Regions from separate parts of the Homo sapiens genome. Here region 1 is linked to region 2. A link is an interaction called in ENCODE POLR2A ChIA-PET data of the cell type or tissue named here. Cell type or tissue: GM12878. All regions are shown on one strand. Links, peaks and the distances in the headings refer to the core of each region. The heading gives the core; the rest is flanking DNA. Region 1 has its middle 14 kb from the start of CBFB. Region 2 holds the start of RRAD (RRAD, Ras related glycolysis inhibitor and calcium channel regulator).

Region 1 (5,294 bases), core at 1-5,000, 88 kb after region 2:
ACTCAAGAGGCTGAGGTGGGAGAATCGCTTGAGCCCAGAAGGCCGAGGCTTCAGTGAGCTATGATCATCACACCACTGCACTCCAGCCTGGGTGACAGAGTGAGACCCTCTCTACCGCCTTGGCCTCCATAAGTGCTGGAATTACAGGCACAAGCTAACTGCTCGGCCCCTATGCCTATTTCGATGCTCCTGAATAAAGTCTGCTTTACTGAGCTTTAATAAGGACCATGAATGATTTTTCTTGAACGCCCCTCCTCATGCTTTCTCACATGGGTCTGTGGGGAGGGCAGCTGCCTCTAATGGCCACCTGCCCAGGGCCCTCCTCCCCCAACTGGAGGAAGTGCAGCTGAGCAGGAGCCAGGGCTTAGTCGGGTCCAAGCTGGCTGTGGCAGATGCGACAATCATAAAGGGCTCTGAGGAAACCCTAGGATCCTCCATAGGAATCCAAGCCTGGGAGAACCCCAGTGGGCAGCCTGAATGCTGGGTTGGCCCCTGCCTTCCACAGCCCCGGCTCCACACCCTCCCCATACACCCAGGAAGGTGTCCCTCTTCTCGTCAGCTCCTCCCTGGGTTACATTGCTGGATGACAGAGGCGGGAGGGCTACCTACTACTGCCCCATCGTCCCACCTTGTCTTCCTGCCCCCACTCAGGTCCTCCCACGGCCACTTGGAGTCTCTCCTGAAGCTGCTGCCAGGCCCCATCCCGCGTGGATCGGTGCGCAGAACAGACTGGATCTTGGTGAAAGCCCGAGGACACTTCTGAGTCTTGCCCCAGCCGCCCTCCCCACCGCCGGGTTTCATCCACCCGCCCGCGCCACCGCGGGTACGAAAGAGTGCGGGCGCTAAGCTCATGCAGGCATAGTGCACACAGGAGCCCCCTGCCAGCCGGGCCGGGCCGGGCCGCCCACCTGGGGCTGAGCCTGGCTCCTGGCTCCGGATGCAGCGCCCCAGCTTCTCCCTCGCCACGCCCCCACCTTCCACCCGCGAAGCAGCAATTACCCGCCCAGGCGGCTGGGAAAGGGCCAATTAGCGCAGGAGACGCGGCCCCTCTGCGGGGCCCCTGCTGACCGCAGCCCACGCAGCGCTGCCTCCGCCGCGGGCCCCCAGCCTCCCGCCGCTCGCCCGCCTGCCACAGCCCTCCCTGCCGGGCCGACAGCGCTGGCTGCCTGGGAGTCCCGGGGGACGCGCCGTCCGGCCTCCCGCCAACTGCAGTCACGGATCCAGCCGCCTGGCGCCAGCCCAGAGCCGGGGCGGACGTGCGGGCGCCGGGAGCTGAATCTCGCCTCCGCTGGGTGGTGGGGGCTAGTGGGCTGCGCTCCACTGAGAGGGCTTCCGCGCCCCCGACAGCCTGCGCTTTGGCGCCCGCCAGCAGTCTCCAGGCGGGGGCGGCCCGGCCCAAGCCTTCTTGCCTTCTCATGGCCCTCCTTGCTTCTTCCGGCCCTCCAAGGCCCGGTTCTGGGCTGGCCGAGCTGGAGCAGTTCCCCACTGGTGGTTACGGCAGAGCCAGGCTTTGGAAACCCACGGCCGGTGCTGGATCGTGCCCCGCGACAGGCACGTAGGCAGGATACGGGGTGGGCAGCACAGGGACACAAGCACTCATTACTGACAGTGAATGCATGAACTTCCTCCCCTGGGTCCCTCCCCTGCACAACCTGACTTACCCACCTAGAGGCTTTGGGAGACCCAAGAGGGATGGGTCCTACCCTCCAGGAGCCTGCAGGCTGCATGGGCAGAAGATCCAGGAGCTTGGCTAGGACCCCAAGCTAAAGAAAGCCCCGAGGTCCAGGGAGGGAGGCATCGGGTGAAAAAAAAAGGAGGGGGGCGCTGGAAGAGGGAGTTGTAGGGGACAGATGCCACCCGTCAAGGCTTTCCCTTCCCCCAAAGAACCCCCTTCCAGCTGAAACTGGTCACACTGGGGCCCAGGAGTAAGGGATAAAGTGGGCCTGAGCCCAGTACATCCTCTGCAGGAGGCTGAAGTTTCTGAAACAAGAAGTGGGAGAGGGTTCAGTAGGAAGGTCCACAAGTGAGGTCGACCAAAGAGATCCTGCTGTTTCCCCATGAGTGCCACAAGGGACTGGGGTGGAAGGGCTGAGGCTGGACCAGTCCTGGATGCAGTGGCCTTTTCTGTGTGTTCTTCCTCTGCTCCCTCAGGTCTGGAGGGCTGGGAGCCTGCTGCGTGCTCTGGAACTTTACTCAGGTCTTGTTGAGCCACTTTCTTTGGGAAAGTGTGGACCATGTCTCTTAAAGAACCAGAATTGCTTCTTTCCACCAAGGTCATTAACTGTGTGGAGAGGGAGAGAGCCCCTGTCAGAAATTGGGGGATGCAGACTGAACAATGAAGGAACATAGCAACAATGAAGGAACATAGGGACAATGACACCACCTTGAGTCCAGTGGAATGAGGTGCGGCTGCATTAAAGAATGAGGAAAGGGACAGAGACAGGTGTAAGAGACGATGGAACAATCAGCCAAGAAAGTCAGGGGGTTGGCTGGGCGCGGTGGCTCACACCTGTAATCGCCGCACTTTGGGAGGCTGTGGCGGGCAGATGGCTTAAGCCCAGGAGTTCGAGACCAGCCTGAACAACATGGCAAAACCCCATCTCTACGAAAAATGCAAAAATTAGCCAGGCATGGTGGCATGCCCATGCAGTCTCAGCTACTTGGGAAGCTGAGGTGGGAGGATGGCTTGAGCCTGGCAGGCAGAAGTTGCAGTGAGACAAGATTTTTTAAAAGGCCAGGCATGGTGGCTCATGCCTGTAGTCCCAGCACTTTAGGAGGCCGAGGCAGGCAGATCACCTGAGGTCAGGAGTTCTGGACCAGCCTGGCCAACATGGTAAAACCCTGTCTCTACTAAAAATATAAAAATTAGCCAGGTGTGGTGGCACACACCTGTAATCCCAGCTACTCAGGAGGCTGAGGCACAAGAATCGCTTGAGCCTGGGAGGCGGAGGTTGCCAAGATTGTGCCACTGCACTCCAGCCTGGGCGACAGAGTGAGACCCTATCAAAAAAAAAAAAAAAAAAGTCAGGGATGGACGAAAGAGGCAGAAGCTGGTGGACACACAGCCAGACAGACAAATGGAAAGAGAGCCAGGGCAGTGCTGGGGCAGTTCAGACAAGAGAGGGGGCATGCCTGGACACTCAGAAGGTAGCCATGGGCAGGGATCTGTTTTTCATCACAGTTGTCTGACCACTGAGACACCTTGGGGTGGGAGGCTGATGGAAAGGGAGGGCTTCCTGGAGGAGCCTTTGAAAGGACCTATAGGGAATAGTGGAGGGAGTGAAGGTGGGAGTGGAGGGGAAGCTGTCTCAGCCAGAGGGCACAGCAGGAGCAAAGGCCTGGAGGCAGGAATTGGCTTGTTCAGTCCCAGCAGCTCTATGTCAGTCAGCATGGCCCCCACAGAAAGACTGAAAGAGGAAATGGCCCAGAACTGGAGCACCAGGCCTGTAAGCTGGGAGGGAGCATGGACTCTATGCTGAGGCACTAGGGAGCCATGGGAGGGGCATGTCTTGGTCAGATTCACCTTCCAGGAGGGTCTTTGAGGTTACCTAGTACAGAGACACTGGAGGAAGAGAGAGTGGAAGTGGGCAGACCAGGGGATGGTGGCAGAGAACTAGACAGTGGGTCCTTCGTGGAATCGAGCAAGCAAGTTCCCAAAGTAGATGGTTAGGACCTAGTGACACATAAGGGCAGGTGTACTGTTTTTCCAAGGAACTTTAGGCCAAGGCAGGAGGTCAGCTCTGATCACTCACCTCCCCCACTCACAGGATGGCCCCTGGTGTACTCTGGCCTAGCACACTCCCACCCAGCCAGGTCTGGGAACTCACATGGCCCCTCCCCAGACCTGGGAGACCTTGGCATCTACCCACTGGGCCCAGGAAAAGCCCCAAGAGGTGTCCAGTCCAGGGTGGAGGCACAAACAGACCTCCCACCCCACAGAAAGCTTGTTAAGACAGCACTCTCAACTCCCACCACCAGCCGTCTGTGCAATGATGACTCCACTGCCATGAGGGGTTAGGCTTGGGTCTGTTTGGGAAGCCAGTAGGTAGGGGAGGAGGGCCCAGATGAGCCCAGAAAGAACTCAGAGGCTGAGATCACATGGCCGACAGAGCAGGGTTCACCACGCCTTTTAGTCAGAATTTAGGGAGATGTGTGTTCCTGTCTGGGCCTGTTCTTTTGTGTGTCCTCAGGCAGACCACTTGCCTCCCTGGGCCAGACTTTCTTTGGGAACAGTCCCTGTTTTAGGACAGGACTCTGGCCTCAGCCCCCTGTAGCCATGGTCCAGGACCCCTGTCCACTCCAAGCCCTTTCAGCCACAGGAGCTGCTGGCAGAGCACATTGGTGACCTCACCAAGTAGCTGCTGGGTGATCATCATGGATCCCCCGCCGACAAAGAGCAAGAACCCTTTTGAGGGGGAGCCTGAAGGTGAAAGAAAAGGCCTTTCAGGAAATTAGCACCAGTGGCAGGAAAATTCATCAAAAGCTGGAGGAGGCGCCTGTGGCCGATTCACGTCTCTTGCCAAAGAGGCAGCTCCTCTGACCTGGGGGAAGGGCTGGTAGCTTCCGGGGCCTTCTAGAGACCCCACATCCTTGGGCCTGTTGCTGGGCCTCTCAGCACCTGGCAGGGGTGCCACCATGGATTTGCTGCTCCCAAATCACAGGATTCTGCAGTGCTAGGAAAGGCTGCTGATGAGTAGGGGGTCTTGGGTTTTAATGTAACTCTTCCCTCTGCTGTGTGATCTCAGACACTCAACTGGCTTCTCTGATACTCCCTGCCAGGAGAAATCCTAACCTGCCTGGCCTCTAGGCGACCAATATATCCACAATACTCAGTATATCTGAGACAAGAATATTTTTCTGAAGAGTGAGGATGCAACTATACCCAAACAATCATTGGTAGTGGGAGGTCTCACGTGAGAAGCAGGGAGGCAGCCTGAATGTTGAACCCATTATTCTGGTAGCAGCCCCACCTGCCAGCATCCAGGTATGGCCGACAGAATAGCTGTTGCAGCACACACCTCCAGGGGGCACCATTTCCATGGTTTACAGTCTGAATGAGGCCTGAATGTAACCTGAGCTTCATGACTGCCTCCTCTGGGCTTGGTACCCACAGGCACACTCACACTACACACGTGCCTCAGAGAATGCTCTGATTGGTTGATCACGATCACCACCTAACCTAAAGCATCCACATTGGTCAGGCTTTGGAGCCCGCACTTCTGCTCTAGCTATGCATGGCTCCCTTCAGCTCCCAGGGCAGGTCCAGTCCCAGGTCCAGCCAGATGATTTAGTGC
Region 2 (5,362 bases), core at 120-5,119:
TGAAGGCGGAGGTTGCAGTGAGCCTAGATCGAGGCCACTGCACTCCAGCCTGGGAAAAAGAGCGAAACTCTGTCTCAAAATAATAATAAAATAATAATAATAATAATAATAACAACAACAACAACTATAATTCCACGGTATTTGCGGCTTTGAGTACCGGTCTCAGCCCCTAGTCCTAGCCCCGGGATCGCCCCTCCCCTGAACAGCTGGGTCCCCTCACCTGCTGCCTCTGCTTCAGGCCCGTCCTCCACACCGCCGAAGATGCGCGCCAGGGCGCTCTTGCCCACGCCGGGCGCCCCCAGCAGCAGCACCTTGTAAACGCTCTCGTCTGAGTCGCTGCCCCCTGAGCTGAGCGAGTCCTCGGAGTCCTCGGGCCAGTCCAGCCTGGGACCCTGGGTCCCCGTCCCGGCCGCGGCCGCCGTCAGGGCACCCGGGGTCAGCGCCGCCTGCAGGTCGCGCTCGTCCACCGGCATGCTGCGGCGGTGCAGCGGCGGGGCGGGGCCCCAGGGTGTGCTGCCCCGACGGCGCTCGCGCTCCTGGCCCCCACCGCGGCTCCCGCCCGCTCCGCTGCCGCCGCCGTTCAGGGTCATCGCGTCCGGGACCGTCTAGGGGATCAGGAACCCGAGTGGCCGTGTAAGCCGCGAGGGAGGCGGGACCCGGGGCGCACCTGCCCAACCCGGAGTCAGGCGGGATGCTCCGGCCGAGGTCCCGCCGCAGCCCTCCCCCAGCCCCCAGGTCGCGGCGCCCTCACCCGGGACCCCTCCGGACCTGGCGCATCCATCTGCAGCCGCCCCGACCCCGCTCCGCCAGGACACTCACCCACTCGCACACAGACACGCTCAGGACTAGGATCCGGATTAGGAGGCCACGCACTCGTAGTCCGGACTCGGACTTTAGGGTTTCCGCCGCCGCTGCTGCTGCAGCCACCGCCTTCTCAGCCCGCACTGGGCTCTGGCTCCAGAGCCGCCTATTTAAGCCTCCACCCGCCCCCGCTCCCGCCCCCGGTCCACGCTGCTGCGGGGGCTGACGTGTCTGTCCACCCCCACCAGGGGAATCCCCCACCCTCTTCCTCGGACCTTACATCCCCGACACCCCGCCCTACCCGCCAGGGGAGTAGCGGTAGCTGTCTGGGAATAGAGGGGCTGACCGGTAGGCGAGGTCCGGAGCTGAGGGTGTGTGTGAGAAGGAGAGAGAGAGCGAGGTTGCGGGGGGAGTACGTGATGGGGAGGCAGGCAGCGGGGTAAACCCAATCAGCCAAAAGCAGCAACTGCCCTCTGGAGAAGAATTCGGTCTGGCCCCGTGAGACTGAATTCTCCCTTTCCTCTCCCCAAGTCCCGGCTCGTCCTTTTAGCAAGTAAGCTAGTTACAGGCTGGACAGAGATCCCCCTTCTCTGCCCATGACACCCACTCCCCATAGGCTCAGGTCTGAGCTAGAATTTAGGGGGTGTCCTAAATTCACACAAAATCCTTTCCACTCCCCATCCTGGAGTTGAAGATTCTCCCTAATGAGCCTAACCTTCAGTGTGAGGGTTGGTGTCACCCCATGAGCCCCTGGGGGCCCTGAGAGGGCTGTTGGGGGTGGGGGCAGCTCTGACAGAGTTGCAGGTGGAGATGCCTGCTTGAACCCTGGGGAGGATACCCCAGCCCAGAAGAGGGAAGGGATTAAACTCAGTCCCCATCCCACCTCCCAGCACCCACCAGGCAGCTGCCAGCAACTCTGCTAAAAATAAATAATCTGCCCCAGCCCTGGCCCTGGCCGTGGCTCTGGTTATTCTGCTCCTGGACTGGAAGTTGCCCAGAGTTGGGGAAATCCAGGCCAATGGGTGTTGAATGCCAGCAGGAGCCAGCCACTTCGAGTCGTCAAGGTCTCCCTTCTTCCCTCTAGCTGTAGGCTGAGCCAGCCACCCAGGGCACATCCAGGGCCTGGAGGTTCAGGCCCCCACCCAAAAGGGGCATAAACACAGGGTGTGGTCAAGGCATGAGGAGTGTCTTAGCTCCCTGCTCATCTCTCAGGGGTCTGAGGGTTGCAGGTCAGGCTGTGAGGTATTTTGTGACAGGGACCTGCTATCAGACTGTGACATCTGATTGTGACAAGTGTGGTGGGGGTGGGAGGGCATCCATTTGGGGCTCAGGTGACATCACAGATGGATGGACCCTGGTGGGCTGTGGTAGGTTGTCATGGAGACCTGGGCCAGGCTCTTTGGCTGCTGCATCAGTTTCCTTGGCAACGCCTAAGAAGGCCTTGGATTGAGGAGGGCCTGGCTCGGTAAGATTAGGGCCCTCTTGTCCTTGAGGTCTTCAAAGTAGGCAAAAGCTGGGCTGAGGGGTGGCCTGCCCATGGTCCTAGGGGATCTTGGAGGCCTGAGCATCCCCATGCTGGTTCTGGCTTCCTGAACGAACTCCAGTGGGAAGAGGAAGTTATGGGCAGAGCCTCCCGTTAGCAGGCAAGTCTAAAGAGCCACCACACACTTCCCATGAGGAATCCTGGCTGGGCTGCCTGTGCCCCCTCCAACCCCATGACTGTGCCACTGGAAAGAGCCTCCTCTGGGTGTCTGGCAGAGGGCGAGGGTGGGGGGTAGCTGTGGCCCTTCCCAGCAGGGGGCCATGCAAAGAAGGAGGGCTGGGTTTCCCCTCTGGCAATCTGAGCTCTTGACCTCAGCAGTGTTTCTTCATTGCCAAGGGAACTGCAACCACAAAGGGCCACTCAAGCCCCAGGCATTCCAGTGGCTGCTCCAACAGGCCAGAGACACTCACCACAAGCTAGATATGGCCAGGGGCCCCAGGGATTAACACCAGGACACAACCTTGAGACACCCCCACTCCCACCACCTGGTTCTCCCAGCTCTCTGGGCTGAGCATGGCTGCCCAGGAGGAATAAACTGAGGCTAGAACCACTCCTAGGTCCGCCCGGGCTTCAGATCCCAGCTGTGCTCCTTGCTAGCTGTTTCACCTGTGTCCATTTATCTAGGCTGAGCCTCAGTTTCTCCAGTGTAGAACAGGGATCACCTCTTCCTGATGGTTATTATAAGACAAAACAAACATGAAATGCAGAGGCACAGTAGTTGGCTCAAGTCGGGCACACAGTAATATCTCACTAAGAGCACGTTTATCATGATCATCCTTCGTTGGATGGGGCAGGTTAGGTGAATTTGTGGTCCCTCTCCTGTTTCTGCTCCACTCTCTCCAGGATGGTGGTCTGTCCAGGAGTGGGGCAGAGGTCTCAGGAACAATGCAGATACCTCTCCCCTAGCCCCATACCCATGTCTCCTCTCTGTAGGACCCCACACTCTTCCCCGTCCCTCAGGTGACAAGATGCTGCAGAGGGAACTGGGCTGGGCTTCAGTGTCCCCACCCCCTCCTCACACCACAGCCTTCAGGCCCCAGAGCCTCTGCTGTGTTCTAAGGCCCAATGCATTCATTCATTCCGCGGTCCTGTACTAAATACCTACTGTGTGCCAGGCCCTTGTGCTGGGGGCAGGATGATGAGCAAAAATAGACATGGCCGGGCATGTTCATACATGTCATCTAATCCCTGGGTCAAACTCAGCTATGATTTGTTGTTCCCATTTTGTAGACATGGTAACCAAAGCCTGAGGAGTCACAGGCCAGAAACAGCAGAGCCAGACATACCTGGTGGAGGGTTTCAGGAACCTCAAACTTCACCATCCCCTGTACCCTTGTGTCCTCAGATAGCATCTGGGGTTCCAGAAAGTTCCCTGGGCACTGGCCCAGGATGCACAGATGGTGGCCCTGCAGGCAGCCAGGGGCCAGGCACTGATGAGTCAAGAGTGACAAGAGAACTATCTGATATGTCAGCTGTGGCATGAGCAGTTTGGTGTCCCTCACCCACCATGGCCTGGCTGCCAGGAAGGCCAGCCAAATGACTCAATCACACCTGCCGCCCCCATGACTCCCTTCATCCCCAGCTCAACACAGACACCATGGCCACCTCAGACAGGGACTGTCCGGCAGAAGGTACACACGTCGTAGGGTGTGAGGCCTTCAGCTCGGGAAGGCTCCCTGGGGCTCAGCTGTTCACTCTGCCTCTCTGGAGCCCTCAGCTTCCTCATCTGTGCGGGATACAGTGCCTAGATCATCAGAGCTAGGCCTAGACCCATTTAAATCTCCCAAGGGCAGTCCCAAGTGGTTGCCATGACTATCCCCCTCACAGATGAAGAAGCTCTGGGCAATAGGGGCTGATGGCTTCACCTCTCTGATCTTAGGTAGCCAGATCCAGCACCTCCTCTTGGTCATTAGGTGGCGAGGCCACTCCCTCCTAAGAGTGAGCTGAGTGGGAGCAATAGGAGTTGGGGTTCAGGATGGGCTTAGCCCCTTCTGTAGGCAACGGCGCCCCCTGCCAGCTGCACAGCACCTATCAAGCTGCTCAGGGCCTCCTTTACTCCCTAGCTGTAAGTTTTTTTTTTTTTTTGAGACAGGGTGTTGCTCTGTCACCCAGGACGGAGTGCAGTGGCACAATCATAGCTCACTGCAGCCTCAACCTCCTGGGCTCAAGCGATCCTCCCACCTCCGCCTCCCGAGTAGCTGGAACCACAGGCATGCACCACCATTCCCCACTAAATACACACACACATTTTATTTTAGAGACAGGGTCTTGCTATGTTGCCCAGGCTTGCCTCAAAATGCTGGGCTCAGGCGATCCTCACATCAGCCTCCCAAAATGCTGGGATTACAAGTGTGAGCCACCGTGCCCGGCTAGATGTCTTGAGAAGTAAATTAGAGTTGTCCCTTGGTATCCACAGGGGATTGGCTCCAGGATCCCCATGAATCCCAAAATCCATGAATACTTAACTCCTTTACATATATTTTTTTACTTTGTTTTTTAAACTCAACTTCAGTGGCTGAGATCAAGTCTCTTATATAAAATGGCACAGTATCTGCATTTAACCTCTGCACATTCTTCCATATATTTTAAGTCATCTCCGGATTACTACTGTAATACCTAATACAATGTAAATGCTATGTAAGTTGTTGTTAGACTGCATTGTTTAGGGAATAACAACAAGAAAAAAAGTTTGTACATGTCCAGTACAGACACAGTCATCCTAGGCCTAACTACATTTTCGATCCACAGCGGGTTGTACCCATGGATGTAGAACGCATGGATAATGGAGGTCTGACTACATTTATTCTAGAAGCCCATTTCCTGTCCGAAAATTGGGGATAAAGAATAGCAAGCGAGGTGTGATGGCACATGCCTGCAGTCCCAAGAATTCAGGAGGCTGAGGCAAGAGAATCCCTGGAACCCAGGCATTCAAGGCTGTAGTGTGCTATAATCATACCTACGGATAGCCACAGTACTCCAGCCTGGGCAACATAGCGAGATTCTGTGTCTCAAAAAAAA

The links. Peaks named below come from ENCODE experiments on the same cell type or tissue, not always from the same donor. Only the 100,000 strongest peaks of a DNase experiment are listed, where the experiment ranks them.
Region 1: POLR2A ChIA-PET joins it to region 2 with 5 read pairs; 3 of 35 experiments call an interaction of 5 or more read pairs at or near these places.

Annotation. Positions count from the first base shown.
Region 1 is chr16:67,012,999-67,018,292 of GRCh38, forward strand. No RefSeq gene overlaps it. Among named protein-coding and RNA genes, the nearest start is that of CBFB, 14 kb to the right of the region's middle. RefSeq lists enhancers at 292-793, 794-1,293 and silencers at 758-1,297, 4,891-4,940. In GM12878, for the core only: CTCF peaks have their summits at 1,234 and 2,384; no DNase peak of the experiment used is centred there; H3K4me3 peaks cover 973 bases; H3K27me3 peaks cover 159 bases.
Region 2 is chr16:66,924,590-66,929,951 of GRCh38, forward strand. RRAD (RRAD, Ras related glycolysis inhibitor and calcium channel regulator) reads right to left here and starts at 946. Exons shown (of 5, transcript NM_004165.3): 1 at 820-946; 2 at 221-605. The coding sequence starts at 590. RefSeq lists silencers at 311-750, 881-940 and enhancers at 2,566-3,765, 3,483-3,652. In GM12878, for the core only: CTCF peaks have their summits at 448 (motif pointing left) and 4,345; no DNase peak of the experiment used is centred there; H3K4me3 peaks cover 1,021 bases; H3K27ac peaks cover 469 bases.